3 separate regions of the Mus musculus genome follow, and all the other regions are linked to region 3. Evidence: chromatin loops called from intact Hi-C (ENCODE). Cell type or tissue: left cerebral cortex. All regions are shown on one strand. Links, peaks and the distances in the headings refer to the core of each region. The heading gives the core; the rest is flanking DNA.

Evidence for each region. Hi-C counts contacts between places; a loop is a spot of excess contacts. Peaks named below come from ENCODE experiments on the same cell type or tissue, not always from the same donor. Only the 100,000 strongest peaks of a DNase experiment are listed, where the experiment ranks them.
Region 1: it touches region 3 in a loop (4-fold over the local background); 9 of 42 quality-filtered maps call a loop at or near these places.
Region 2: it touches region 3 in a loop (2.5-fold over the local background); 10 of 42 quality-filtered maps call a loop at or near these places.

The regions. Positions count from the first base shown.
Region 1 is chr14:13,348,660-13,359,145 of GRCm38, forward strand. It overlaps a transcript of Synpr not described here. Among named protein-coding and RNA genes, the nearest start is that of Gm5087, 69 kb to the left of the region's middle. In left cerebral cortex, for the core only: CTCF peaks have their summits at 5,669 (motif pointing right) and 7,517 (motif pointing right); DNase peaks (open chromatin) are centred at 5,655, 7,527, 8,563 and 8,853.
Region 2 is chr14:14,006,810-14,017,295 of GRCm38, forward strand. Atxn7 (ataxin 7) reads left to right here and starts at 5,682. Exons shown (of 12, transcript NM_139227.4): 1 at 5,682-5,941; 2 at 6,264-6,560; 3 at 6,778-6,846. The coding sequence starts at 6,275. In left cerebral cortex, for the core only: CTCF peaks have their summits at 5,766 and 6,385; DNase peaks (open chromatin) are centred at 5,747, 6,272, 6,687 and 8,508; H3K4me3 peaks cover 2,129 bases; H3K27ac peaks cover 1,768 bases.
Region 3 is chr14:14,093,638-14,104,123 of GRCm38, forward strand. It overlaps Atxn7 (ataxin 7), which reads left to right. Exons shown (of 12, transcript NM_139227.4): 8 at 1,720-1,964; 9 at 2,063-2,261; 10 at 2,557-2,678; 11 at 6,298-7,264; 12 at 9,670-10,486. The coding sequence ends at 9,687. Among named protein-coding and RNA genes, the nearest start is that of Psmd6, 22 kb to the right of the region's middle. In left cerebral cortex, for the core only: a CTCF peak has its summit at 5,128; DNase peaks (open chromatin) are centred at 3,792 and 5,130; H3K27ac peaks cover 546 bases.

The DNA.
Region 1 (10,486 bases), core at 926-8,925, 740 kb before region 3:
GGAAAAACATAAGTATGTCTGTTTTTGTTGTGGAATTGAGCTTTCAGGGCAACAGCTATCCTTGTTTGCCTGCTGAATTCTTCCTGTTTAGTTACATCTTTATCAGATAACCTGGGGAGCAGCCACGTTAACCTCACTCTCTCCTTTATCAATCACTATCTTCTACTGGCCTGCCGTTGACTGAACTCAACCCGAGGCAGAAAGTATATAATCCGCTGGTGTGAGCCATCCAGGTTGCCTCTTATTCTCTAGGATATAGGAAGTAGGAGGGAAAGGTTGGAAGTGAGTGAAAGGGGCAGATTCATATATGGATAACAATGTATATTAAAATGATTTATTGATTTTGTACCATTGACATTGTTTGCCATAGCATGTCCTATAGCACATAGGTTAGGAGTTGACATTATCAAAGCCATCTGAGTCCCACAAGACTTTCTGCTGCATTGTGGAAGGAACCACTGAGATGCAGAAAGTCCAACACGGGTTTTATTAATACCGTGCTAACTCCATCAGAAGTTGTTCTGTGCAGGCTTATGATTTGCTGTTCAACTTAAGAAGGTTGGAAAAGCTTTGGCCACATATTTTGTCAGAGGGTTTGTTCAGAGTGGAAAGATAACAAGGGTAGGGGTTAATGTGCTACAGATGTCTGGGACACTGACTCTGGCTGCTGGTGGTAATCCAGGCAGGAAACCTGCTGTTGCAATTTCTGTCTGCCGGAAAGGAAGGGCTGAGCTGTAATTGCAGAGTTTTTAGTGATGTAAATGCAGCCACGCCTGGAGCGAAGCCTCACAGATGCACACCATTACTGCTAGCCCAACTGCTCCAAGGCAACTCATTTGCAATCAGTTTCAAAGCTGCATAGATGGAAGAGCTTTCTCTCTTATTGTAAAACTCACTTTAGATTCTGCCTGCCTAACATTTTGATGAAAGGTAATGAACCTCTTCTGTCCATCAGAGTGTGGCTCTGGTAACAAGCCTGCTACTTTAAAAGAAGGAAGTGTATGTGTGTAATAAGTTATGTGTGTAGATGGTGTGCATATATGTATGTGTATGGCATATGTAGTATGGTGTGCATGTGTATTGTGTTGGGGTGTGTGTGTATATTTGTGTGTGTTATAAAAAAGTATCAGCAGTCCTTTTACATTTGACCCAATTGTCCACCACACTTCCTCTCTCCTTATCTAGTGATGAGTGTGACGGGCACTTAAGTAGTCTAATCAGAGTGGATTTGAGTTTCAGCACTGGTTCCTTCCCACCCACCAAAAAAAGCTAACGATACTGGAGATATTTGGCTCTGGAGCTACAACATTGCAAGTTCTCCACAGTCACAGAAGTTCTGTTCCATCAATCAGCTTGTTTACCCAGAACCTTGGTGCACAAAAGGAGGAGGGAGAGACAGAGGGAAAGAATGAGGGGGAGGGAAGAAAAGCAGCTTCCAGTGTGAGGCACAACTTGGCTGGTATGACCTTAGAGAAAAGAGCTTGGGGAGCCCTCATTTTAATTCTTTCTCCTGATCCTCTGCTCCCACTGAGACCAGGGCCTAAGGTATTCATTCCACTTGTGTGACCCATCCAGGTAGCCTGGATTTAGAAGGACATAGTCACACGTATCTAAACATGCAGATCCTTGGGATGTTGCCTTCTGCCTTTGCCAGTGTAACCCTGAAAATGCTCTCTTCTGACTCTTCCCATGCATTCATTAGATTTTTGTCCTATAGACAACCTTTGAGTCACCTCACAGCTTAAGAGCTCCTCACATTTGAAATACTTTCCTGGAGTGGAGGATTATTCCAGCTTGCAAAGGACCTGGGTTTGGTACCAGCACCCACATGTTTGCTTATAACCTCCTATAACTTCAGTTCTGAAAGACCCACAACGTGAGGACTCCCCCACGTTCTGACTCAGGAGAGGCGACACCCCAAATCACACACGAGAAACGGTCTTGCTGAAAACTGCAAGAGGACTTTTATTTCAAGAGTGCTCTCGGGCCCACAGTCATACACCACGCAGGGCTAGAGGACCATGGCGCCCTGAGTAGCTGGGGAAGGGGGTATTTAAAGGAAGAAACCACAACTCAAGGGGGTGGGGAGGGCGTTGTTGAAAACTACCAAAAATACCAGTTAAGAGACACAAGGAAGTGGAAAGTCAAGACAGTTTTCTAGGAGCCTCTAACAATAACACCTTTGCATGGTGGGTTCCAGCAGTGGTCAGGGTGGGTCAGGGTGATTTTCTTTGAATGAACACTCCCTGAACCCTGGAAGCAGGTGGGTGGAGGAATGTCTCTATCTTTTTTATTATTAGCATACCTTGGAGCATTGAGTCACAAAGGTCACATTCTCAAGCCTGGGCCTAAAGGCCTAGAAGTTTGTTTTTATGTTATACTTTTTCAGTTCCAGTAGTCCAGTGCCCTTTTCTTAGAACTCCTGGCACAGACACATGGGGCTCACAGACACACATGTAAGTAAAACACTCATACACATAAAATAAACAAATCTAAAATTAAAATACTTTATAATTTTTGCATCAATAACATGCTACTGGAGCAATTAGCAGTCATGTATTATTCTGATTCTTTTGCTCTTTTATGAAATTCTATTTCATTTATTAGTATGCCCAGGTGAGTGCACAGGCACTAGTGTGCTACATGTGAAAGCTTTGCTTTGTCTTTCTCTCAAAAATAGCTTTCCTGTCAAAAGCCAATGTGTCAGAAATCTCTGGCACCTTTAATATCCCTGCTTGTACAACATTTATGCAAATCTTCTGATCTTATCACACAGTACAGCTTCTCTTTACCCAAAGGTCCCTTACTTTCCCAGAGCTCAATGGCCTGGAAGGGCCTACCCCTCCCTTTTTCCTTTGATCCTTTGCATTTATTGTGAACAAGAAGGTAGACACCTGAGCCAGGCATCGTGGCACACACCTTTAATTCCAGCACTTGGGAGGCAGAGACAGGCAGATTTCTGAGTTTGAGGCCAGCCTGGTCTACAAAGTGAGTTCCAGGACAGCCAGGGCTATACAGAGAAACCCTGTCCTGTCTCAAAAAAAAAAAAAAGGTGGACACCTGTAGTTGGTATAACAAACTGTATTTTAATATGCTGAGAGTCATCACACAAGGTTCACACTCTAAGTTCCTATGATACTAAGCCCATCTCACCAAGGCTGCTCAACTGTGGATGTATCTTAGCTGAAGGTTGGGTCCTGGTATGAGAGTCAAGCTCCTCTGGGAGACTCTCCAGCCACCAGGCAGATCAAGGTGGAGCTCTCCAAATGTGCAGGGCAGAGCATTGCTCTTGGTTTCTGCTTTTATCCTGTCCAATGGGTATCATGGGGTTTTAGGATTGTGAGTGTGTGATGTCACTGAGTTCTGATGATCAGATGCAGCCTTGGGTGTAGTGGGGGATATTGACTGCACTAACTTTCCATGTCTAAAAGGCACTTTTGTTTTTTAATATGCTCATTATAACATTCATTCTTTTAAAACTAGTCAAATCCCTGGAAATACCAAAGTTGGACCGTAGCCACCAGGGAAAAGACAGTTATCACCAGCGTCTTAACAACAACAACAACAACAACAACAGCAACAACAACAACAGTAAATCTCTCCCCCAGTTTCGGTTCTGCCACACTACTTTTTGCAGAAAAGATGTTGCCAGCTGAGCTACTTTCTCCCATTTCTTTGGTGACACCTGGGTTGTTATACATGTCATTCTAACTCTCAGGACACCTCTGGTGGTTGGTTCTCTCTCTCTACCTTGGTCCAGGCCTGTGGTGGTTAGACCTCTGCATAAAGCACTTTACAGCTGACCCATTTGGCAGATTCACTTGACTTTAATATAGAGATTTTACACACAGAAAATCTAGTTATTGCTCCCCTTTCTAGATGATTTAAATGATTATTTATAAGTAGGATTGGTCTTTATAATTGAGAGGTCATGAACTGAAAGTATGGTAGAAGTTATTCTATGTTCTCTTGCTTCTCATAATACCAAGTGTATCACTCTATTAGCTTCAAGAAGTGCCCCATCTTCTACAGAACACTGTTAGCGAAGGGCTCCTGTGAGAGGCATTCTAGTGATATAAATGGAAGGATATTCCTTTTATTTCATGAGTGATTCTGTAGAGGAAACAGTAGGTAGTCATTCCCTATGCTAATATTTAGAACTCTGTTGCTCAAATTCTAGAGTAATAACTGATGTGTTAGAATGGTGGGTAGTGTCTCAACAATACACTAGGCCAGAGCAGTTCCATGTGGAAGAGGTTTTATTGGAAGGGAGAGACAAAGGGATAGCAGAGAGAGAAGAGGGGGAGAGACGAGAAAGAGAGAAAAGAGAGAGAAAAGAAGGAAGGGGGCGTAACACAAGTAAGGGTGGGAGGTAAGCCAAATGGATTCTGGGAAAATGGGGGCCATTGTCTTAGCAACCGGTCTGCAGGTCACAGGTCTGCTGTTACCTCATAGGTTTGGAATGTCCTGATGCCAACAGTAACAGTGTTCACCTCACAGCACTGAGAAAAAAAAAAAAAAAAAAACGTTGTTTTTGTCCTTGTTAGACATGGCTGCCCAGGTTGGCATCAAACTCCTGCATCAATGACCCTTTTATTTCAGTTCCCAGGAGCTGGGAGAACGGAAGTACCGACTCAATGTTGTCTAGTTGCGTTTCTTTTAAGTGGCCATTAGCAATCTACTTCCTTACAGAAATAGCTGGTGGCTACTCTAAGTCCACATTGCAGATAACAGCTTAGTGTCATGCTAAGGCCGTAAGCAGACACGGATATTGAAGTTGAAGAGCATCATTCTCTGGCCACTGTCCTTATGCTCTGATGTCCTTTGAGAATTTTGTTCAGGAGCAGTTATTGGATCCTTAGAGATTAGAGATAGTGTCTGAATGCCTTTTCTCTGGATTTCACACCCACTGTTTTCTTTTTGTAAGTGAACTATTGCTTCCTCCTTGTCCTTATTTATTTATTTATTTAAAATGAGATCACTTTATTGGGTTTGAGCCAGGGGAGGTGACATTGACTATCTTTCCAGACTGAAAAGGGGGCTGCTCTAGCACAGGTCACACGACCCACCTTATACAGCAATAAAAAGTAAAATCTAAACCTTTATTTAGAATTAAAGTCACTAGGGTCACCCAGGCGCTTGGTATTGAGGCGACCACACTGCCTTCCAGGTGATCTGCTTGGTCCCTGTGAACATGGACTAATTATTCAGTACGCTGTCTTGTCGTTGAACGTCGGCTCCTCTGTCACACTCAGCTGCTTGTTGGAGTACAGAATGCTAGCTGAAAGACTGTGATGCCTCTGCCCGTGTCCTCGCCCACCTGGGATCTTCAGGGATGGGCGAGGGACATCAAGAGCATCACCGAAGCCCCAGACCCAGGTTACTTCAGCAATGAAGGGCGACTACAGAACTCTTGCTGCTGTAGCCACTATGGCAGTGCTAAGTGTATGGTACATTGTCTTCTTCTCCGTGGCCTTGGCTGTCCCGGGGCTCACTCTGTAGACCAGGCTGGTCTCTAGCTCATAAATCCGCCTGCCTCTGCCTCCCAAGTGCTGGGATTAAAGGCGTGTGCCACCATGCCCAGCTATGGTGCATCTTCTTTAACTTTTGCTATCTTGATAATTGGAGTTTTGGTTTCATTGTAAGCATTCCCAGCTTTTGACCAGTAGGTGGCGACAGAACAGCCATGTCCTTTGTACCTAAGTGGCATTTACTGCAGCATGTTTTTCTGGTTTTTGTTTTTTCTTTAAACTTTTGTTTTCGTTTTGATTTCTTTTCCTTTTTCTTCACCTCATAAAATCCTAAGACAAAATATTAAGACGCTACATCAAGTTTTTTTGGAACAAGGCCTCTCTTTGTATCCTGGCTGGACTGGAATTCACTATGTAGACTAGGCCTCCAATTCATAGGGACCTGCCTGTCTCTACCTACAGGGTGCCGGTTTAAAGGTGTGTGCCATGTCCACCCCTGAATCAAGTGTATCCAAACACAGGTAAGCTAGCTAAAGCTATAATATAAGGTATTCTTTTGTTTGTTTGTTTGTTTGTTTGTTTGTTTTTCGAGACAGGGTTTCTCTGTGTAGCCCTGGCTGTCCTGGAACTCACTTTTTAGACCAGGCTGGCCTCGAACTCAGAAATCCGCCTGCCTCTGCCTCTGTGCTGGGATTAAAGGCGTGCACCACCACGCCTGGTATAAGGTATTCTTCAATATTGTCATTTGTTTCTAAAATACAGGTGTTTGTGGTCTTTTATACTATGCTGGCAAGAACTGTGAACATCCCTGGTTTTAGTGGTGCAGCAACAGTGTTTTAGGAAGTCAATGATGGGATGAAAATCTTCACATTTGGAATTATATACAGCACTTCCAAATGTGGAGGGGGAGGAGCTTTTCAGGCTAATCCTCTTGATGCACACCCTCCGCCCCCCCCCCCCCCCAGTGATTTACATCTATGAAGAGGGAAACATTTTCCTTCTCTCCACAGCGTGCATGCGAGCTCCCAGAAATGCCAACAAGACTGCAGCCCCAAATGCCACATCCACTGCATGTGGTAGGGCTGGGGGAGGGGTCAAAATGGGAACCCTGGGTTTGACGAGTCTATTTTTCTTGGTACATGGAGACTTCTGACTATACCATGAAGGTGAGAGAAAGAAAATGCAGGTGGCTGAAGCACACTCTGTATGCATCTCTCTCTCTCTCTCTCTCTCTCTCTCTCTCTCTCTCTCTTTCTGTGTGTGTGTGTGTGAAGGGGTGAGAAGAGCAATGTATTTGCAATTACATAAAACATTCAGAAGAGACTATCCAGAGAGTCAAATGCCTGTGGGGCCACACGAGCAAAACGCCTGCCTGAGCAGGGTGGCCATCAGGGAGTGGAGTGTGCTAAGTGAAAAAGGACATTTACACTCAAATAATGAGCACACAGCAGGAAGTGTGCATGCATGGACCTGAATGATGTGCGGAGTTCCTCCAGATTAATCATTTAGCCTACAAAGTGTGGAGCCCCTACCATTCAGTGACCCCATGACCTCTGATTAAGGTACTTTCTTTGTGATCACTTCAGGTCTCTCCCTTGTTTCTAAACATTAGGAACTGGACTGCCCCGCATTTAGTTCATATCCATTCTCCCGGCTTTGAGTGCCACCCAGTCACTGTGCTTCCTGTCTACCTGCTGGATCCACCCCCCTTCCCTTCCTTCCTTCCTTCCTTCCCCTCTCTCTCTCTCTCTCTCTCTCTCTCTCTCTCTCTCCCTCCCTCCCTCCCTCCCTTCCTTCCTTCCTCTTTCTTTTTCCTTTCTCACTTAATCATGTTTGTTTCTTCAATTATTCTAAAGTGAGCAGTAGATACCTCTGATTTTTTTGTTGTGTTATGAGAAGACACCAAAAAGCCAGGTCATCTCTTTGTTGCGGTTCTCACTCTTTTCATCTGCTTTCTTTATCTGATCCCAGAGAACAGGACATTTACAGGCACGTGCCTAATGGATTTGACAGTTTGAGTTCAAGTTGCAACGCTGTACATGGCCAGTAGAGGGCATGAGCACATTTCAAATAAAGCATGAGGGTCCTCTCAGGAGGCACCTTCTTAGCTTAGTTTTCTTGTTGCCTAGGAGTTGAGAGATTGTTGTTTCTTCACTGCTACACGAAACTTTTGGCCAGATTTCTTTAGATGGGGAAGTTTAAAGTTGAAACAATGGTCCTTTTAACTATTTCTAGCAAAAGGAATCAAAACAAATTTAGGGATAATGGTCAGTTGCACTTAGGAATGAGAGGACAGATTTGTAAAGGTAAATGTGAGCTTTACAGTCCCTAAGGCCACAGTTTTTTGAGTAGTAGATATGGGATGGTGTTCAGAGAGTATCTAAAACCCATGGACCCACTTAGTCAACATTATTTGTCAAGAATCTGCTTTGGCAATGAAACTCTAGGGACTGAGAAAGGGAAATAGCGAGCCTGACCCACCCCAACTGTTATGGTTGTGTGGAAGAAAGGTGAAGCAGGAAGCTAGATTTATGCATAGTGACCTGATCACATAGAAACACCTGCTGGGGTGCTGCGACCACAGTGTGGGCTTTTAACAGGCTCTGTGGTATAGTGTTCTCAGAAGGCGAGGACTTTCGGGGAAATTGTAAGTGAGAGGCAGCAAGTCCAAAGGTCCTGGGGTAGAAAGAGCAACGATACTGTGAGACTGCAGTGGTCACTAAGGTCAGAGGCTTAGAATGTGGCCAGAGATGACCACCACCTGACCATATGAGTAGCAGGCTTTTTCTGGTACCCATCATTTCCTTTACCTATGCAATTGTGCCATTTATATTCAAGAGATAACATCTTATGTTGGCCATCCCTCCTCGAGTTATTCCCAAAAGGACATTGTAGAGTCTCCTGAGCAGTTTGCCTCACATGCAGATTGTATCAGGACATCTGATGAGCAGGTCAAGGGTGAGACCCATGGATCCAGGGCTCCACCTTTGCTTTATAAGGGCGAAGTCCACTCCTGTCTACTGAGAAAGCACAACTCTTAACTGTTGGGACTACATAGCAGCAAGCAACAGAGTGACACCCCCCCCCCCCTTGCTAACTGAAGCCAGAAGGGAATTCATTGCTAGGCAACTGGAAGCTAATGGGACAAAGCAGAATCATGGGCAGCCAGACCGGAAACTGCTTCAGGCACCCAGGTTTGCAGGCAAACTCTCTTCTCTTTTTACATGTGATTTTAGTTATAATTGGCAAGTTATTATCCCATGCATTTGGGTTGGGCAATCTCTTCAAGGCAGTCTAGGTTAACTACAATCCAGGCTCTCTACTTGTCTGTGCAGATGATGTATTCCCTTATTAGCACTCTCGGCTAGTTCCTCAGCATCTGCTCAGTGCAGGGCAGCACGCCAGGTCCTGCACTACAGTGATGAACAACATTGTTTCTTTATTAAGCTACACCTCCCTTTCTTTTGTGTTGTTGATCGACATTTTATTAAGCACCTAATATATACAAGATGAATTAGAGAACCACAGAATATTTTTTTGTGTGTGTCTAGGAAGTGCTAATCTGTTTAGAAGAGCATAAAGAAAATATTTTGGAGGGTGTCATGATGCATGTCTCTAATTCCAACCCTCCTGAGACAGAGGCAGGCAAATCTCTGTGAATTCAAGATCCAAGACAACCAGGGATGAATAAAGACACCCTGTCTTGAAAAACCAACACTAAAAATAAAAGCAAACACACACACACACACACACACAGAGAGAGAGAGAGAGAGAGAGAGAGAGAGAGAGAGAGAGAGAGAGAGAGAATGTTCTGACATTTTAAAGGAGTAAAAGATGCTACAACCTTAGCAATTGAGAAGTCTGTCTGGGAAGGTAATGAGACATCTTAGTCACTTTTCCTCACAGTGACTGAGACCTAGTGAGACTGCCTACTAGAAAGATGCCCTCAGCCACCTTCTAAGTTGGAAATCCTGGCTTTGCTCATGAAGCCACTATGTGGCTAGTGAGACATTTTTGGTGAATTACCAAGCCTTTGTCCACACAGACTGGAGTGGACATTTGGATATTTGCCTGTAGCTGGATGACAGACTGGAGTGGACATTTGGACATCTGCCTGTAGCTGGATGACAACAAGGGCAGCAGCACTGGATGATTCCGGTCTCAGCAAGTCCATGACTCACGACAGAGCCAGCCCTCCTCACCCAACCTCTACTTTCTAAAGTTGCATTTATACCACTTTGAGCTGTTCCCACAGGCAGCTATGTGAATGAGGCAAGCTGCACAATACAGGGATGGTGATGGGTTGGGATTTAGTGCACAGGAGTCTCTCAGCATGAAGCTATTTCTATTAGTGTATTTCCCTGCTGTGAGAAAAATCGCAGCAAAAACAACTCAGGAGAAGGCAAAGCTTCTCCTGCAAAGCTCCAAAGCTCCCATCTTTAGACACTTGGGTCTATCTCCATAGAAAGGGCATGGGGGAGTCTTGGCAGCTCACCTCTGATGGCCAGGAAATATAGAGAGAAGGAAGGAGGGAGGGAAGGAAGGAAGGAGGAGGAGAGGGGGGAAGAGAGGAGAGAAAGGCTGGGGGCAGGGTGGGAGAGAATATTTCCAGTTAGAGGGTTCTGTCATCTTGCCCTCTTCCTATGGGAGAGTTCCATCCACACTCAGTGCTGATATTTCTCCAGTTCCCTGTACTTTACTGCTCTCTGGGTACCTCCAAGTCCAATCAGCTGGACAGTCAAGACTAGCTAGAGCAGCGTCTAATGTTAGCCAACTTGAACACACTGCTCTAGATCCTCTTACATTATCTCCTATTCATACTAGTAGAGCTGCCTGGTGCTTTAAATGGGAAATATTTGGCTTCTTTAAGGGGGCTATACCATATGCAATGTAAGAACAGATTCTAAAGTTGGCTATCCTAGATTGAAGCTTGCATTTTATTATTTTTTGAATGGAAAATACATTTGTTTTGCTACAAACCTGTAAGCAGCTTTAGAAACGGGAGAAGCAATGTT
Region 2 (10,486 bases), core at 1,529-9,528, 86 kb before region 3:
CTAAAACTCCATATAGTAGGCCTCATTTATAGCTGAATGTTGGGCTGCTATTCCATTTCATTTTTATAATTTCATTTTTTTAAATTGCCCAACCTAAAGGCTTTAAAGATTTCTTTTTTTTTAAAAAAAGATTTATTTATTGTATGTATATGAGTACACTGTAGCTGTCTTCAGACAGACCAGGAAAGGGCATCAGACCCCATTACAGATGGTTGTGAGCCACCATGTGGGTGCTGGGAATTGAACTCAGGAGCTCTGGATGAGCAGTTGGTGCTCTTAACCACTGAGACATTGTCTCCAGCCCCGACTTTAAAGATTTCAAATCAGGTGTATCAATATACTTCAGCTAGGTATTAAACATCTAAGAAATATTTGAGTATTATTGATTACATGTTATAAATTACTTTTATAATTTATAAACTTGTATGTTTACATTTTTCTCTTAAGCAGTTAGCTCTAACCGATGACTGTTTTCTGTTCCACACATGAGTAAGAAAACCAACCAAATAAAGGCTTTGAACTACTCAGTAAGCAGTGCATTTTGTGGAATGAGCACGTACAGGTTAAGTCTTCAGAAAGATAATTATTGTTAGGTCTCCACTACCATAAATTTCCTTACTAGTTCTAACCTTGCACTTGTCAGACACTCTGGTTACTGAGCTGGTAAATTGAATTTATTCACCATTCTTTCTCTACTAGAATACTGATGTATCTGTGATAAACCGTATTTCACTAGAGAGAGCAGTTAAGGAAAGGCATGAGAGACCCCTCATACAGAGCAGAGCCCATACACTCTGGTGAACACAGAAAGCAGGGCTGGCTAGAAGAACAAAGCGCATATGAACAAAGAAAGGCTTTGCAAAGTGTAGCAGAATTAAAGAAAGACAGAAAGAGAGAAAGAAAGAGAGGGAGGGGAGGTAGAGGGGGGAGGAAGAGAGGAAGAAAAAGAACCCAACACATTCCTAATTCAGCAAATCTGATTTTCTTGTCACTCAAATAACTTCAGTCCTTTGAAGTTGATAATAAAGAATCCTCTCGGGCTGGTGAGATGGCTCAGCGGATAAGAGCACTGACTGCTCTTCCGAAGGTCATGAGTTCAAATCCCAGCAACTATATGGTGGCTCACAACCACCCTTAACAAGATCTGACTCCCTTTTCTGGAGTGTCTGAAGTCAGCTACAGTGTACTTACATATAATAAATAAATAAATCTTTAAAAAAAAATAAAAAGAATCCTCCCTGTTACCAACCCTGTAATTCACACACATAAGTATACTTAACGTATTGGTTTCCAGACTTATTAAACATTGTGTTAGGACTGCTGGTTTTCCCCAAACAATAGATTTCTCTCTCTCTCTCTCTCTCTCTCTCTCTCTCTCTCTCTCTCTCTCTCTCTCCCCCTCCCTCCCTCCATCTCTCTCTCTCCATATATACAAGGTGGGAAGAGCATTATGGCATCTTTGAATGAATCATGTCATGGCTGATATGCCATGGGAAGAGTCTTTCTTCTAGAGCTCTAGCACCTCCTGGGGATGTCCCTACTAATTTTAGAAGGTGAACTAAGAGACTTTTTTTTTTTTTTAATGAATCCTTGAAAGGATAAAATGATCAGAATTTGGCAGCATTTTTTCCTTAAGGAAAACGAAAGATTTATTTTTATGTGTATGTGTTTTGCCTGTGGGTTTGTATCTGCACCATGTGTGTGCCTGAAGCCAGAGGGGCATTGGACCCCTGAGTTGGAACCTTCATGTGGATGCTGGGAATTGAACCTAGGTCCTTTGGAGGACCAGGCAGTGCTTTTAATTGCTGAGCCATCTCTCCAGTCTTCAGTTTTATTTTTAAACTGCATACAATCTGATTGGTATGGGGGATCTTTTAACATAGACATTTTGATAAATGCTTAATTGTTAATTGCTTCTGTGATTTTTTTTTTCTTTTTGGTTTTTTGAGACAGGGTTTCTCTGTGTAGCCCTGGCTGTCTTGGAACTCACTCTGTAGACCAGGCTGGCCATGAACTCAGAAATCTGCCTGCCTCTGCTTCCCAAGGGCTGGGGATTAAAGGCGTGCGCCACCACTGCCCAGCTGATTTTTTTTTTTTTTAACCCTGGTGACTGGTAGAGTGCCTTACATAGAATATGCAGTCAGGAACTGCTTGGTAAATTGCAGCTTTCTTATTCAAGCATTACAAGATATCTATTATTTTTTAAAATATACATATTAAGTATATATATATATATTTTTAAAGATTTTATTTAATTTAATTATATTAGTACAATGTCATGTCTTCAGACACACCAGAAGAGGGCATTGGATCCCATTACAGATGGTTGTAATCTACCATGTGGTTGCTGGGAATTGGACTCAGAACCTCTGGAAGAGCAGCCAGTGCTCTTAACCTCTGAGCCATCTCTCCAGCCCCAAGATATCTATTATTTAAAGTATCAACAGGTATTGACATATTGAAGTATTAATTCTATATAAGACATACTAACTAGCATATTATAACTATATTAAATGTGTATAAGTTGTATGGCCCATTCTCTTTATAGTTTGGAGGGGGTATGGAGGATGGAATATTTATAAACAAGGTCATTAGTTTCTTTCCTGACAGGAAAAACTAAGTATTTGGATTTCTGTTTTATTATTGTTCACAAACAATGTTCTTTGTATAAGGAATACTTTTAAAAGGTTGCCAACATTTGAATAGCAGACACACTTTCTTTCTTTTGCTTCTATTGGTAACTCCTTCAAACTACTAATTAGGAGTCCTAAAACAACTGCAGATAATACTAGAATCTGTCATTTTTATAAACTAGTAGGACTTTTGATGGGTGGTAAAGACAAAGAGGACCTGGCTGGGAAGTGCCGGGATCTGCTTTCCTCCGCATCATCTTTAACTTGGTAGTAAATGTCATGATATGCAATGCTACAGATACTCTTGCATTCAGGGTTTGAGTTGCTCAGTCTGATGCAAGTCAGAATAATAACTTAGTCTTGGTACCAAGTGCTTTCAAAGGATCGTTTCCTGTAGTCCTTAGAAGCCTGGCCTTATCTCCATTTTACAGATTAGGGTATTGACATATTAGGAAACTGGTAACGTGCCCAAGGTTGCTTACTTGTAAGTGGACGAGCTCCTTCTCAATCTAGCAAAAAGAGGCTGGCGTTGGAGCCCCACCTCCCTTTCTTGTTACTTGTTTTGTTTTCATTTCGTTTTGTTTGTTTTTTGACAAGTTCTCTCTGTTATGTAGCTTTGGCTGCTCTGGAGATCACTCTATAATCTGATTTTGAACTCACAGCGAGCCACATGCCTCTGCCTCGCCAGTACTGGGATTAAAGGTGTATGCCACCACTTAGCCTCTTTGTCAGTTATAAATAGTTCAACGTGGACTGTATAAAATGGTTAATATTAAAACAGTGTGCTAAAGTACCTAGTGGCATGTCCCTTGTACCTTGGTGCTCAATAGGTATTATTGATGTGTTTTAGTAACTATCGTGATGCTGAGATCTTGTATTTATAATTTTAAGACCTGTTCTTAGTATACGAGATAAAAAACTTTGAAAATGAAAGAATTATCAAGCAGAAATCAAATTGCCATATTGATCTTTATTGGTTAGAAGTTCCATTAGTGTTGTGAAGGCAGAAGGATCAAGCAATGAATTGTGAAAGCAGTATCTTTAGGAAGTGAGGTCAAGCTTCATGTTCTCTATTCTCACTTTTCTTTCTTTCTCAACCTATCTGTCCAGCAATCAGAATGTTTGTACTCAGGATACAATCTCCCAAGTGTGGTACCTAAGTGCTTTTGTTTTGAGTATCCAATAGCTATGGTCTTGGTATCTCATCGATAGTGCTTCTATCTAAGCTCTACATTAAGTTAGCAATTCCAAGGACCAGTAGAATTCATATTTTAATTTATCACAAATGTAGAATTACAAAATCCAAACTAATAAATAAGTCATATATATTACATCTTGGGAAACATTTATGCAAATGTTTCAATGAATCTAGATTAATGAAAAATTTGAAAACCTGCATTGGAGACACACAAGCTATGTTAGTAATGGTAATATGTATTCTAACCTTGCTCATTATTACAGAAATTATTTTTTAGATTTAAAAATCTTAAATTTAAAAGTCATCTCTTGATATTCCATGACTCCCACAGAATCCCAAATTGACAGATGCTCAGATCCCTTCTATAAAATGACACAAAACCTATACACCATCTCTCAGTCTACAGCACATCACCTCGGGATTACTTACAGTACTTACATAAAATGTAGATTCTATGTAAATAGTTGTTACATTGTATTTAGATAAATTTTAAAAAATATGTAACTGCCCTGCATGGATACAGTATTTATTTATTTTTATTTATTTATTTATTTATTTATTTATTTAATTTTTTGGGTTTTTCGAGACAGGGTTTCTCTGTATAGCCCTGGATGTCCTGGAACTCACTCTGTAGACCAGGCTGGCCTTGAACTCAGAAATCCGCCTGCCTCTGCCTCCCAAGTGCTGGGATTAAAGATGTGTGCCACCATGCCAGGCTCAGTTTTTAAATTAAGGAAAATATATTCCAAACTTCAGTTAGTTGAATCTGTATGTAGGTGTATAGCCTGAGTGTTCAAAAAGCAACTGTCCTTTGATAAACACTCAGCAGATTCCTTTTTGGATTTCTTGGTGTGCAATCCAGTGGGGGGGGGGGACCCTATAGACACATTTCTAAATGTGTCTCACAGAAATTGTGTTTCTGCTTTATTTATTTAAGACAAGCTCTTACTGTGTTTCTCAGTCTCACCTGTATTACGATGCTGCACACTTGCTTCAGCCTCCCAAACACTGGGGACTCTGGGTGCATACCACACCCAGCTCAAGCTTTTAAACTTGCACCTATGTCAAACCCCTTCTCCAAGTCCTGGCTTTAATATATTATGGAAACATTTTCATATGCACTTTTGCGTTCATTTTAACATTTGAAAGGTTTTTTGTACTTCAACAGAGATGTTGGTCACATCTGTCTTACTAAATATTTGCCCCCCCCCCCAAAGCCAACAGATAATAGCAGCAAGTCGAGAAAGCTCACCTCTTCATACAGTCCCAGAAGGCACCTGTAAGCCTGAGGCTCTGAGCAGGCTAAAAAGATGCTGCTTTACTGAAATGAGATAACAGCTTAATAGGAACTAAAGGCACCCTGTGGTGGTCCACTCCTGTGCTTTACTTGTTTGATGGTCGGGGAGGGGGTGACTGTATGTGCTAGTGCTTATTAATTTGTGATCCAAATCTGACGAACGTCTGGTATATTCCTTAAGCCATGGGGGTCTCATCGGATTCTAGGAAAGACAGCCATAAATAGTGAGAGACTAACAACCCAACTTTAAAGTGATACACTGATTTTGTAGCTTCCTTCTTGCTGGAGAAGAAATTCAAGTTCGCAGGACACAGTGTGACCTTCAGTTGTGGGCACTCAAGTGCACGTTCCTGGCTGGCCAAGCAGCAGGGGCTCGATGCGGACGCCTGGGCTAACACCTGGGCGGCATTTTCACACCTGCCACTGGCAGCTTTGGTTTCTGGGCGTCCGCACAGTGGCTGCTTCCCATTCATGCTCCAGCTACTGTGCAGCCTCCCGCGAGCCCAGAGCGAATTGCTGGTGCCCGGGGCTCCGGAGGGAGGGCCTGGGCGACGCTTTCGTTACTGCGCCGGGGCCGACCGGCAGGCTCTTCCATAGGTGGCTGCGTTTCCGACTTCGCCCTGGCTCCACTCCGGGGGCTTGACGTGCAAACTTCGCCGGAGCGAGCAGAGAGGGAGGGACCGGCGAGGGGGAGGAGGCGACAGGAGGCGCCTCCGCTTAAGGGAGCCGGCCGGGCGCCGCCGCTCGGACGGACGCGCGGACGGAAGGAAGGAGCGGGGCTGCCGGCTGGGCCGGGATGCGAGCGCCCGCAGGGTGGGCAGCCGCGGGCCGGGGCGCAGGCAGGCCTGAGGTCGCGGCAGTTCGGCTCCGGGCGCTGGCCTCCCGAGCCGGGCCCGGCAGGGCGGCCAGCGCCGCAGTGGCAGCCGCAGCCGGCGCCCTACGAGGGCCGCGGGAGGCGAAAGCGAAAGCCGGTGGCGCCGCGGACTTTGCGCCCGGGCGGGGAGGCGGGCGGCGGCAGGGGCCGGGGGCTGACAGCACCGCGGGCCTGCGGGCCGCGCACGCCGCCGGAACTCCGCGGAGCCTCCTTAAAAGCGGCCCCCGCGCCACTCTTTTCCCCCTTTTTGTTACATTGTAGGAGCGGAAAGAATGTCGGAGCGGGCCGCGGATGACGTCAGGGGGGAGCCGCGCCGCGCGGCGGGCGGAGCAGCGGCCGCCCGGCAGCAGCAGCAGCAGCCACAGCCTCTGCAGCCCCAGCGGCAGCACCCGCCGCTGCGGCGCCCACGGGCGGAGGACGGCGGCACCGGGGACACCACCACCTCGGCCGCCGCCATGGCGACGGTTGGGGAGCGCAGGCCCTTGCCCAGTCCCGAAGCGATGCTGGGACAGTCGTGGAATCTGTGGGTGGAAGCTTCCAAACTTCCTGGGAAGGATGGTGAGTGTCCACGCCTCCTGGTTCCCCCCGCCCCCCCGCCCCCCTCCTCTGGCCCCGATCCCCTCCCCCGCGCCGTGTCCTGTGGCCGCCCCCACGGGGGTCAGAGATGCTATCTTCTGCTGGGTGCCCACACCTACCCGGAGCGTGCGTGAGCGTGCGTCACACTCCTAGCCACTGACCTGCCTCTCCCCTCCTCCTGTGTGTGTATATCTCCTAGGGACCGAATTGGATGAAAGTTTCAAGGAGTTTGGGAAAAACCGCGAAGTCATGGGGCTCTGCCGGGAAGGTGAGTCCAGCCCCCCTGGTGGAGTTTGTACCCAACCTTGGGGAAGTTTTCTTGTTGCTTCAGCCCACCTTCCCTGCTTGCCACATTGAGGTCTCTGCTGAAGAGGATGGAAGAGGGTGGGTAGAACATTTAGGAAGAAATCTCATTTCTAGGGGCTCTCTGTAATGGGCAGCAACCTGGATCCCTTCTGGAAAGGGCAATTCAAAGTGATGGGCATAGGAAGCAGGCAGGGAGTTTAACATATATCTCTTTAGTTATGGACAACACCTGGAAAGAAAGAGTTCTAAGCATTGGAAAGTAGTGCCTTTCTGGGGAAAGAAAGAGTTCTAAGCTTTGGAAAGTAGTGCCTTTCTGGGGATGCTGTAGAGCAGGAGCCTTGACCAAACCAGGTTTTCTTAAGGCAAAGAGAGTGAATTTTGAATAATAATTATTATTTTGGCTTTTAAAGATAGGGTTTTACTAAATGGCCTTGGCTGTCTGGGAACTTGCTTTGTAGACCAGGCTGTTATTTGTTTTTTGTTTTTTGTTTTTTGTTTTTTTTTTTGTTTTCTTCCGGTTTTTTCGAGACAGGGTTTCTCTGTATAGCCCTGGCAGTCCTGGAACTCACTTTGTAGACCAGGCTGGCCTCGAACTCAGAAATCCACTTGCCTCTGCCTCTCAAGTGTTGGGCAAGGCGTGTGCCACCAACCAGGCTAGTTTTGAACTGAGAGATCTGCCAGCCTCTGCCTCTTGAGTGCTGGGATTATAAAGGCATGCACCACCATGACCGGTATTTGTACTTTAAAACTAAAAGTATTTAAGCCTCCCTGTACCCTTGTTTGTAGGGGAATTTAAAGCGATGTTTAGAATGCTACCAAAAGATCATCATAAGCAAGGAGTACATTTGGGATTCTTTGCCAGATAAGGGGACAAGAATACAGAATTTTACTAACCATAGTAAATCGACTTCTACTGATAGGGTGATCTAAAGGTATGCTATCAATGAAAATCAGGTTAGGAATCAGGAAACTTAGATTTGTCTTTTGACAGTACCCTTTTTCTATGACTTTTGATTCATAATGATTACCTGGGCAGTCTGGTGAGAAAGGTCATGGCCTTGAGTCAAGTTTGGGATCCAGAGTACTGAGTTTACATGTGCCCATGCAATTTGATTTCTCACCTGTAGCCGTTTATTTTGGCAGAGTTTTTGTTCAGGACTCAAGAAGCAGAGCTTTGGCAGCTGGGTTTCTAAATCCATGACTGGTTCCTTACTGTGCTGGCCTCACAGTCGCTGCAGGTTTTAGCTCTCACCTTTTTTTCCTTTTCCCTGCTTTGGCTTTTTCAGCTGGCCACATGGTTGGTATTGCCAAGAAGAGTAATACTATGGCAACCCCGTGAGTGCTTCTGGTTGGAACAGATTATAGGGAAAATTAGTTGATTTTTCGTGAGGATTGCTGTTTAAGGGGAGAGGAAAGAGAGAAGCACAGGGCTTGTTGGTGATGTTGCAATAGGAAAAATCAGTTGTTAGTCCGGTTTTAGTTGTGACTTGGCAGTCCGCCTGGGATTGAAAAATTAAAATCACAAAGTGGCAACTCTGGTAGGAAGTGTTAGAGTGGGACTTCAGAGGTCCTAATCCACTCTTGCTCCTGCTTTTTATTCCTGCTATGGGTATTGTCCCTTACATGACTCCTAAGCCTCTGAGGACAGGATGCTGAGTGTTGGTAATTCCCTTGTAGAGGATGACTGTCGCCTTGAATGCCGATCTCTGAGACTCAAGAACATTTAGCAGCTGAATCCATTTCTGTTCGCTTGAATATATTCTAATGGGAATAGGGTCCGTAAAGCTCTGAAATCTCATACCTAAGGCCAAAGGGAGTCACAAACCTAGCTGTATTATCAATCTATAAAACGGCTTGTTAGAGGTTGGTTTGGGTGATTTTTGTTGTTTGGTTGATTGCTTTTGGCAGGGTTCCCCTATGTAACTCTAAATGTTCTGTAACTCACTATGTAGATCTCCAGCTGGCCTGGAATTTAACAGAGCTCTCCCTGCTTCTGCCTCCAGAGTCCCAGAGAATTGGGGTTAAAGGTGTGTACTACTCTACCTGGCTTACATCTCTAAAAAAATATTTTGAAATTTTATTTACCTTTATTTTATGTGCATTGGTGTTTTGTCTGCATGTATGTCTATGTGAGAGTTGTGAGCTACCATGTAGGTACTGGGATTTGAACCTTGGTCTTCTGGAAGAGTGGTCAGATGGCTGAGCCATCTCTCCAGTCAGCAAACCACCCTGCCCCTTCCTTACATCTTTTTAAAGCTGCTCTCTGCATTTAAAAGATGTTGCAGCTGTTAGGTTGTCTGGAGCTTATGCTTGCATATTTGGAGTAAAGACTGAAGTTTTCGTTCAGTCGCTTCTTCATGTGTTTCTGCAAGGACCAGGCTTGAAAGACTGAGGTGATTTTGACTGTCCTGAGGGTCAGGGAAGTGGTTTGGTTGCTGAGGTGCTTACTGTGCAGTTGTGGAGACCTGAGTGTGATTCCTAGACCCTACGTTAACCACCCACCCACTCCCCACCAAAAGCATGCCTGTTGGCACATGCTTTTCATCCCACTGAGGGAGCAAGGGGAGGGGGTGTGTAGGGAAGGAGGGAGATGAGCAAGCACTGTATCTCTGGGGCTTCCTGTCCAGCCAGTCCACTTGATGTGCTCCAGGTTAGTGAGGAGACCATGTCTCAAACAACAAGGTGGATGGCTCCAGGGGAACTGATACATCTGAGGTTGATTTCTGTCCTCTACATACATGTGTGCTTCAAACACACTTACTCCTACACACCACCTAAAAAGAGAAAGAGGGAGACAGATCTGTATGTTCTATTAACACTGATAGGACTTACCATTGTCTTTAGTTAAGATTGTCTTCCATCAGCCAGTGATGTTTTAGAATTAAATCTGTATGTATTTGTCTCGTCAGTGAAATTAAATTGTGAAGAAATATGTATATTTGTACATAATTTGACTTATTAATGAAATAATAAAAGTGAGAAATTCTCCATTATGAAGCCTTTAGGAATATAAAGACCCTGATTCTTCAATTTGTGATTTATTAGCCAGAGAGTTATCAAACATGGGGTATGAAATTAGCTTTTTAATCTCTCTGAAAATAACTCTTATTTTGGAAAGGAGATGATAATACCTATTTCCCAAGGTTATTGTAGAAGGTGAAAATAAATTAGATGACTTACAGTGACCTGTTGCACAGTAACTTCTTTGACCCTTTCAGCTCCTGGCAATGTTAGAACTGACTTTGCAATTTACTTTCCATCATCTTTTCAACTTAGGACCCTTGAATCACTTCTAGGGATCAGAGTTCTGAAAGTATATGCAAAATAATGTATATTCCTACTCTCTAGGGCATATGGCTGAAGCCATTTTTCTTGGAGTCTCAATGCCAAAGTTCAAAATTACAAAGTTAGTAGTAGCGCTTGTTTTTTTCTCTTTTCTCTGTAACTTGCTTAAGTCAGTTTGTTCATACCCCAAAATTAATGCTGTGGAAGAAGCGTGGAACAGTAAAGTTTGGTAGAACTAGCATTGCTCCTAAGGTGGGTAATAAGTCAGCTCTCATCTTCCCTTTAGCACATGGAAAGACTTAGGGTAACCAGCCACT
Region 3 (10,486 bases), core at 929-8,928:
CAGTGGTTTCGAGCTATTATGTGAGCGCTGGGAATAGAGCCAGAGGCCTCTGGAAGAGCAGCCAATGCCACTTACCATCTGAATCACCTCTGCAGCAAAGGTCTTTATGTGCTTTTTGGTTGAAGCTTTACTTAATGTCAAATATTCTTCTAGGATTCTGGTTCAATAGTGAACAAAATAAAGTTCTTCATTTTCATATAAATTCCTTTCTTATAAATATATTACATATTACTAGAAATTGAAATTGAGAAGTAACTTAATGTGTGCCAGAGTAGATCCCAGCAGAGTTCATCTGCAGTCAGTCATCTGAGGTCCTATGAAAGCTGGAGGCATAACTTCCCTGTATGCAACTTGGATGTGTTGCTAGCATGCTGTGTAGAGCCTATTTGTTAAAAGGAATGCAAGGAGTCATGAATACATACAGAGAAACTACCAAGCTTGGAATTCTGTAACCTAAAAGAAAGATGGACCTGTGTAGTCAGAAAGGCCATGGCGCTCCTGGAGTTAATGGAGTCATGTGCTTCTGAGATTGCCATCTTCTGCCGGCTGTTGTGCAGACCCAAGGTTAGCAGTGTCCGCAGTCTGCTGCGGAGAGGAACCGGACTGTGCAGGATGATGTTACTGTGGTTGGACTTGCTAGTCAGTGAGATGGACTTCTGCTCACTCTGTCTGCTGATGGGAATAGCAGTGGGCCTTCCTTCGGTATGTGCTTTCAAAGGCTCCTGGGGTTGCTGGGCTGCACTGCCCTGCCAGAGCTCCTACCTGCCTTGAGTGGCTTTCAGCTTTCTGTAACTTGATTCCAAACTTTCTGACTTCTTCAAGGCATTGCTTTCACATGCAGATACTCATATAGACGTACATGGACATGAATTGAATGTAAAATTAATAACTAAAAATACCAGTGATTATCAAATACATTTGACATAGAGATGTTTTCTTGTAAGATAGGATCAAGAGTTGCCTCATACCAGAATCAACACATGTCTGTGCGCGCGTTTCCTATTTCAGAAATTAGACTGACTAGACAAACAGTGCTGAATATTTTTCAGGTATTTACTGGACTTCTGTCTCTTGTCTATGGTTCTTTTTCTTTCTGCCTTGAGTTCCTTTTCTCTAGTCTTTCCTGGCTTCCCAAGACTGTTTCTACAATACTCTGAGCTCCCATCTCTCTTTACACCTATTTTATTCGAATAGAGAAAAGCAGTTATGTTTAATTTTTGTTCTTAGTTACTAAAAGAATACTTTACCAACATGTGATTTTAAATTAATAATCACAATTTTATTTTATTTATTTTTATTTATTTATTTATTTTGGATTTTCGAGACAGGATTTCTCTGTATAACCCTGGCTGTCTTTGTAGACCAGGATGGTCTCGAACTCAGAAATCCGCCTGCCTCTGCCTCTGCCTCTGCCTTCCGAGTGCTGGGATTAAAGGCCTGTGCTACCACGCCCGGCATAATCACAATTTTTAAATCATCTTATTTTTAAATGAAATTCATTAGAGCCTGAATGAGTAAGTAGCTCTGCTTGAAACTCATTTCTGTGCCCTGTCCAACAACTAGAAAATGTGAGTCCAGAGACAAGATTTCCATTTACTAAAGTGGACATTTTGCAAAGCTCTAGGTTGCTTTTTTAGTGGGGAGATGTTTGGGGATATACAGCACCTTGAACTTAGAGTGAAACTGCTTGGTTTTGTCTGTGTGTGTTGCTCTTTGTAGACACATTCCTTAACCCAGCGGAGAGCTGTTCAGGGTAGAAGAAAACGATTTGATGTGTTATTAGCTGAGCACAAAAACAAAGCCAGGGAGAAGGAGCTGATTCGCCATGACTCTCAGCAAGTGCCACATCCACTCAGGGACCCGCATCCCACCCCTCCCCGGACGCCACAGGAGCCGCAGCTTCCTGCAGAGTCAAAGCCTTTCTTAGCTAGTAAGCCGAAACCTCAGACCCCTAGTCTTCCAAGGTAAGACTGCGACCCTGTGCGATGTGTGCGGATTAAAGCTGCTGAGGAGGAGGTCGTGCTGTCTGTTCTGAGTGCTGCTGCATTGTTCACTCACTCAGGCCTCCAGGCTGCCCAGCTCAGCAAGGAGGAAGTACCCCCATTGACCCTCCTCCAGGCCAGGAGTCTCCACACCCGCCCTTGCCTGCCACTGAGCCAGCTTCTCGGTTATCCAGTGAGGAGGGTGAAGGCGATGACAGAGAAGAGTCTGTTGAGAAACTGGACTGTCACTATTCAGGTCGTCACCCTCAGCCAGCATCGGTGAGCTGTTCATCCCCCTGCATCCACCTACAGTGGCCTCCTCATTGAACCTCTCGCATGGGCAGGGCTCTGACGGGTGCAGAGACCTGGCTGTGGCTGTGCCTCACATTCTTTTTCTTCTTTTCCCCAAAACTGTCGCAGGCACTGCTCTTGCCATGATGTGTAGCTTCTGGCACTTGAGGCGTTTTGGCCCTGCCTTTTCTCTGGCATTTTGTTCCTTTCTTGAACATGAAAGAACCTGGACCTCTGTGCTGGCAGTAGAGGTGACACGAATATACTCTGTGTTCTCTTTCAGTTTTGCACATTTGGGAGCCGGCAGATTGGAAGAGGTTATTATGTGTTTGACTCCAGGTGGAACCGGCTTCGCTGTGCCCTCAACCTCATGGTAGAGAAGCATCTGAATGCACAGCTATGGAAGTAAGTCTTCTGTTGCGGGCATGGGCGGGAGCTGACCTGCCCCAGCAATGGATGTCCTTGACTGCCTCAAGGTGTGTTTTTAAGACTGTATGACATGCTTATCTACATGGGAAACGGCATTGGCTAAGTGTAGAAAGAAAGTAACTATTCTGTAATACACTCATTTACCCTTTCAGTAACTGCGTCTTGTTCTGGGTACAAGAGTTTAGTTGAAAGAACTCCATGTGTACCGACCTCATCGTATGTAGGGAAATAAAAATCTGAAAGAAGAAAGATACTGGAATAAAAAAACAGTTGTCACTGATACCTTCTGGGAGCTAGCTACATGCTAGAGACTACTATTCCCACAAGTCTTTGCTACTTGACTATAATTACCCTTTTCTCCTTGTTATTTTTTAGTCACACAACAGGTTAGCGGTGGAGCCACTAGGTTCTGTTTCCAGTGAGAGCTGAGGTGGACAGACAACAGGCTATTTGAGTCACAGAAAGCTTTTCTGAGCTGAATGGGTCTGGAAGAGCTGTCACTAGGGAGTAAGCAGTATTGACTTTCAGGAGGAGAAACCAGTGTGTACCTAGTCAGAAAAGATGATGACTGAGAGAGAAAAAGTAAGTATATGACAAAACCCAGAACACCAGGAGGTCCTGGCACTCTGGGTGCAGTAGCAGTAACTTGGGTAACATTTTAAGGAGAAGAGTTGGGAGCTTGGAGCAACTTCCCACCTTGGAGGTTTTGGGTTTTGGTATCCTGGAATGGAATGCAGGGTCTTGGGCAGAATAGCTAAGTATTTATCGCTTAGCTGTATCACCCCACCTTTGAAACATCTTGTATAGTACTGTGTATCCCAGTGTTTACTAAATAGATTGTAAGAAATAGAAGGGGATCCTTGGCCACAAAACTTGAATTCATCATTTCCAGTAAGCTCATTTTTATACAACACTTCTCAAACACATTTTGCAACTGTCAAAGCAGGAGATATTTTTGTATACGGAAGATCATTTCTAAAGCTCTTTCGCCCAGGAATGTCTTTTAAAAGAATATTTTGGGAAAGCTTGTGTTCAGTGAGATATTTGATTGCAGGGGACTCTCAAGTCTTTCCCTGTACATCCAAGAACCACCGCTGCCCAGTACCTCTAGAGTGGGCATAGTGAGGCCGTTTGCTTTCATGGTTTGGCTTCCTGATAGTCAGGTACAGATGGTTGGTGCCTTACTGTCTGGTGAAGAAGTTTTATTTCCACGACTGTTGACAGGACCTGGGTCTGTGCACTTGGCAGGTAGGACTCAGGGCAGCAGCATGGGTCTGCTTCCTTCCTTCTGCTTCCCCTGGATGTAGAGACAGCGCTCCTTCTTGCACTGGGACCCTTCCCTGCTCTGATGAGCTCCACAGTCAGTGGAGGAGCGGAAGTGGTTTTGGTTCCTAGTGGCTGTGTGCACAAATGCCGTGAACTTCTGGAAAAGCAGGCTTCCAAGGTTGATTGGGCTGCCTGCTTTGGCATGCTCTGTCAAGGATGACCACCTCCTTATCCACCCCCTGCTCAGTAGCATGAACTCTCTGCCTTATGTGTTTAAGCCACCGTCTTGTCATGAGGCCACAAGTGACCTTGATTTTATGCTTTCCCAGTATCTACCTCTTGGGTGCTGGCATTGCAGGCGCACCATGGCTGGTTTTATGTGGTGCTGTGGGTCAAAACCCAGCCTTATGTATGCTCTGCCCAACTGAGTTACATACATCTCTAGCTCCATGGCCTGTTTTGAGAAATCATCGCAGCAATGGGGAAGATGTGTGTTTCAGTGATGAGCAGATACAACAGTCTTGAGGCAGGCAGATAGGCATATGGATTGGGACACAGCTCTCCCAGGCAGGAGCTCTGTAAGTTGATTTCTAGGCAGCTTGTCCCCACAGACCTTCATATACTGGGTGAGCTTAGCACCTTTCACCCAAACAGGAACTGCCCTATTTAAAGCAGCATTCTTGTCCCGTTACCCTTTAGTTGCTTATTCCAGTAAACGGGTGTCAGTAGAGACAGAAGGTGAACCTAAAACACATCCCCTGTAGCTCCTGGGTACTCTGCGCAATTGTGGAGTTTGACCAATGCTTTTTCTGGAGCATTGCCGTGACTCAAAAGCCATCTCAAGCTCCTGTGACTTCTGTGCACCCTAGCCCTGTATTGGTCTGGGAATGGCCTGGGGTGTCACCGAAAGGTATTTTTACAGTTCAGAATGTCAGTTCCCCTGTCTCCACATAGAGTACTCTGTTATTTTCTTGAATATATTTACTTAGCTTTTTAGAGCCTTTAAAAAGAGAAAGCAGTTATATTGTTTCAAGACGTTCAGATGCTGCCTGTGGAGGAAGAATTTCCCCCCAGGATTTCAGAAGGCCTGGTTTTTAAATCTCAGCCTCACGAGCCACCCAGTGGCTATCGTCAGTTACTGCATCCAGTAAGCAACCTACTCTTGAGTCCCACGATCCACCTAGTGGCCGTAGCCGGAACTGCATTCAGTTAGCAACCTACTCTTGAGAGCTAGCCTGGGTACCTTGTGGAGATACTGATTCTAGGAATTCACATTGTTACAAACCTCTCAAGCAATACTTGTGTGTCTCACAAGGATAGAGCCAGGCTTCTTATCGTGGGATCCACATTGCAGTCTGTTAGAGAGATCTGAAAATTGACTAAGGTCTGTGTACTCTCTTGAAATTTCCTGTATCATAAGGATCATTACTTGGCTCCTGAGATGGCATCGTCAAGCTTTCGAGTGGTTGGGATCATGGCTTGCACCTCTGTCCAGCTGTTACCACCTGAGCTTTAATGCTACTATCAGGCTTTCTAGGTTTTCTTGTTCTTTTAGGCTGTCACATTTTTTAAATTTTTTTTTTTTTTAAACTCAGAGTTAAAATAAAAGGGAGAGCTCCTGTGTTTGACTCTCCAGATAGGTTTCTCATCCCCTACTGAGTACTTTGCCCAGGCGTTATGAACAAAATACTTTGTTATAACACTCAAACAAGTCTGCTTTGGATTTGTCTCCTGTGCAGTGTCCTGGCCGGTAGTCACAATCTGCCTGTTGATGAAGTAACTCGTTCTTGCTTGAATCCTTACAGTGTTTGGATACTAGATTCTAGGCCGTATGGGTAAATGGTACATAAGACGTCTGTTACAACATCTGAAAAGGAGTAGATGATTTACAGTCACATATTAAAAGTCATTTCCAGGTCTACAAAGTCTATCACCAGGGGCCTTAGACAGATGCAAGCAAGGCATGGTGTTCAGTGCAGACTTCTTCACGTGATGAGTTGAGAGTTCTTTCATTGTGGCTTGTGCTTGAGGCTTAAGAAAGAGTGCTTGCTAAGTGTCAGCAGTGGAGGTCTGAAGCTAGGGTTGTAGCGTGTGAACTCTACATAGACAGAGTATGCTTCCACGTTCCCCAGGAAGCATAAAGAACTGGAAGGAGCAATCCATCAGGACTGAGTCTGTGTTTTTAGATTGATTGATCTTGGTGAGAATATGTTTCTCAATACCAAATATAAAGGGGTGCCCATCCAAAACCATTCATGGCAGCTGTGATTATGGGAAGTATGTGTGACCAGCTTTGGTAATTCTCACCCATCATATCTCCTTTTTACAGGAAAATCCCACCAGTGCCCTGTACCACATCACCTGTTTCTGCCCGTGTTCCTCACCGGACAAATTCTGTGCCGACATCACAAGGTGGGATCAGCTACTTAGCAGCAACCACTGTCTCCGCGCCTCCAGTCCTGCTGTCGTCCACCTGCATCTCCCCAAATAGCAAATCGGTACCAGCTCATGGAACGACGCTAAATGCACAGCCTGCTGGTTCTGGGGCGATGGACCCTGTGTGCAGTGTGCAGTCCAGACAAGTGTCGGCTTCATCCTCACCCCCCTCCACGCCCTCGGGCCTCTCTTCCGTCCCCTCTTCCCCTCTGTCCAGAAAACCTCAGAAATGGAAACCTAGCAAGTCTATAAGGCCCAAGGAATCTTCTGCTCTCAGCACTAACTGTCACAATGCCAGTAGCAGTACCAGTGGTGGCTCAGGAAAGAAACGCAAAAACAGTTCCCCACTGTTAGTTCCTTCTTCCTCCTCTTCGTCATCCTCCTCCTCCTCCTCTTCTCATTCCGTGAACTCTTTTAGGAAAAACTGTGTGGCTCACTCTGGGACTCCATACCTGTCAACAGCACCATCTTCCCACAGCATCGGCCTCAACTGTGTGACAAATAAAACACACTCGGTGAGCCTCCGGCATGAGCAGGCAGGGCGGGGTCCCGCTGGTGTGAGCTCTGCAGAGCCCATCAAGAGGATGAGTGTAATGGTGAACAGCAGCGACTCCACTCTCTCTCTCGGCCCATTCATCCACCAGGCTAGTGAACTGCCTGTCAACCCACACTCACACACTCCTCTAGACAAACTCATAGGGAAGAAAAGAAAGTGCTCTCCAGGCTCTAGCACTGTTGGCAACAGTGGCAGCAAACCCACAAAGGTTGCCAAGTTGCCAGCTATGAACAACGTCCACATGAAACACACAGGCAACATCTCAGGGGCACAAGGATTGACGAACAATTCCCTCCTCCATCAGGTAGGAAGTGGACTCTGATCTGGACGTGTTTGTTGCCTCTTTCTTGGGGACTTTGGCCAGTTCTGAAAATTCTGGTTGGGTTGGTTGGTTTGCCTATAATGGATGCCCAGCTTTCGTGGTAATCTTTAACAGAGGAGAGCCCATGTCCGTGTGAAGGGGAATCTCCTCCGAATGTCCAATGCCTTGCAACAGTGTTCCTGAGTAAGCGTCAAGCAGGAAAGGTTATGCAGAGAGGCAATATCCTGATGCTGTTAGAGATGGAGGCAGAGAGCATTGTCTGTCTGCACAGACATTCCAGGCTGAAGTCAAACTGACGTAGTAAGCAACAATGACTTAAGACAACAAAACAAACAAACAAACCAACAAACCAACCTTAGGATGCGTCTCCTCTTGAGCAGTTCCAGGCATTCTGGTTAACTCGCACCCCTTTCTATTTTCAAGAGAGTTAGGGGAGAAGATTAGTGCCGGCGTGGCTGGAGCTTGACGCCTGTTCCGAGTGCATACTTAGAAGACAGTATCGTGCTTCCCATGAGCGGGAGGTGGCTAACTGGGTTCAGAGTAGTCGTGACTTCTTGTGCTGTGTCTTGTCTGTTCCTGGCTTTCCATTGGCTCCTTCTGACTGTCAGTCACACAGTTCTGTGTTCCAGCCTCTTTTGCACCACTTCCAGCTCATCTCTCATCCTGTTATTTCATCCATCAGGATATCTTCTCTCCTTGCTTACGAACAGGAATTGCAGAAGCAGCACCCCAGAGCCCTGACTTAAAAAGTGAGGCTCTCTTTTATGTTATTTTCCCTTTTCCTCATCCTCAGAATTTAACTGCTTAGGGATTTTTCAGAAAATAAGAAGGCACTTCCTATTGTAATTTACTTTTTTTAGTATTTATGTGAATTGATAATGTCAGAATTACTGGGGGAGATAGCTACTTATTTTCAAACTGGCTGCTTGTGTTGGCCTTATTGCAAATATGAACTTTGCTCTTAGTGTGTTTTGTAGTTACTCATAGTTATGATTCATGTAGCAGAAGTACAAACACAGCAAGAAACAATATACTCATCCCTCAGAACTGCCTCTGAGTGTAGTATCCTCCCAGGAGAGGGGGCAGCATTGTACCCCACCTTCATGTAGACCGTTACACTTGTGTTCACCTTACTTCTCCTCACAGGTAACTGATGGGAATGCTGAAGGTTGAGGTGGTCGTTCTAGACAGCAGGGACTAACAGTGCTTAGGGAGGGTGGGCATGGGTATTGTCCCACGGGTATGTAGCAGCTCTTTCCTGTCTTGTCGCCAGTTTAAAGAGAAATTGCAGAGCTGCGCTCACATGTGAATTTTCTCTTTACCACCCCCACCCCCCCATTTTAAAAGTCAGCTACAGCTTACGTACCTGTTGGACAATTTGGGTCATGATCCCAAAGTGTTTTCCTTCTGCCTGTTATGATAGGGTTGGAGCTCGTCTCCAAGAAGACCAGGTGGTCTTTAAATTTAGGTTCTGAAAATCAATCTCAGCTCAAGATTACATTGTAGAAAGATTTCCTCTGTTGAGGATGTTTTTGTTTTTGTTTTTATTATTATACTTCACAAATCCTAGGAACCCTGTGGCTTCCAATCAGAGGACATATGTGAACCTTACAAGCTGTTTTTCAACTTTATCTGTCAGTGGGAGGAATCTTACAGCTGCATACAAATCTCAGAACTCATGACTTAAAAGTACTTTAAAGAATGCTATCCCTAAAACGGCATGATGGCACATGTATTAAATCCCAGCATTCTAGAGACAGAAGCAAGCAGGTCTCTCAGGGCTACACAGAGAGACCCTGTCAGAAAACAAAATAAACACTTTTTGTAGAGAAGTAGAAATCACAAGTTTGCTATCTCTTGTGGAGGATACTTGTGCTTGGATTGGCTAGTCTCTGAACAGAGAAGTGAAGTACAGAGCCCACAACATAGCAGTGTGTAGCCCCTCCCTGGCCTGCAAATCCGTTCTTGCTTGGCTTCTAGATTTTAAATTACCCCGTGGGAAGGCCAGAGTTCTCTCCCTATGCTGTAAGCAGTGCCTTGGGTTTAGACCTCCAGACCTGTGTGTTAGCACATCGAGTTTTCTGAATTAACAGCCTAGAATACCTTCAAGGACACAAGTTTAAAAAATGAAAACAAACAAAAAATTCCACCTTAGATTAGAAGGAAACCGGAGGGCTAGACCTCCACACAGCGGCCTCTTGTTGCCCGTTTGTTTTTGGTTTTGTTTTTGTTTTTTGAAAAACAAAGCTTCAGGCTGGTCCTGTAATGGCTTTCCCCGACCCCAGCAGGTCAGGGAGCTTAGGTACGGGATGATACCCTGGTGTAGAGTCGGGAGCACTGCATCCAGCCACTTACTTATGTATCTCCTCATCCCTCTGTTTTGAAAGCCAAAGGCACGACCCTGACAGCTGACAGTACCACTGGAAGGAATAATCCAGACATTTTTGAAGACAAGCTACGCCTCTGCTCAGCACTCTGGACTCCACGATGCCTTTGAGTCTCTTTTTCTAACTCCTGTGGGCCTTCAGGGTAACCTCTGGCTGTTTGACAAGGATTTCCCGAAGCTGTGTCTGTAGCAGTGAGTACAGGTAAAGAACACTGGATCACCTCAGCCACCGGATTGCTCTCAGTGTTAAAGTGGTCTGGACTGCTTGCTCCCAATCCGTGAGAAGTTTGTGTTTGTATTGTGTTTTGTTTTGTTTTTTCATTTGGAGCATATCATGGAGTCACTCTTGAAGTAGATTGGCTGGGGAGGATCATTTCTGTAGCCTTGCCTTCCTTTTTCTTTGCCATCTGTCAGTCAGGCTCCAGAAGGTAGGCACCTTAACTGGAGACTGAAGGCCTCCAAGGAAAGGGGAGTGAGCTGCATCCTGAGAGCCTCCTAGAGGATACCTGGCTTTAGAGTTTTATAGCGCTGTTGAGGAATAGTACACTGAGATGTTTGTTGGTCAGTGCGTCATGACATAGTAGCCCCGCACCTTTTCAGTTAATTTGGGATGAGAAGCTTATCAAGTTCTTCAGACGTGAGGACTGGCTCGAAGCTGCTGACGCCTGGATATTAAGTTTAAAGGATCTCAGAAGCTTAGTTTTTATGGTACAAAAGCATGTGTGATAGAAAGAGAGAAAGAAAAAGGAAGAATGAAGAAAAGAAAAATGGAAAGAGAGACAAGGAAAGCAGTTGGTGATGAAAAGCCAACTGGGACA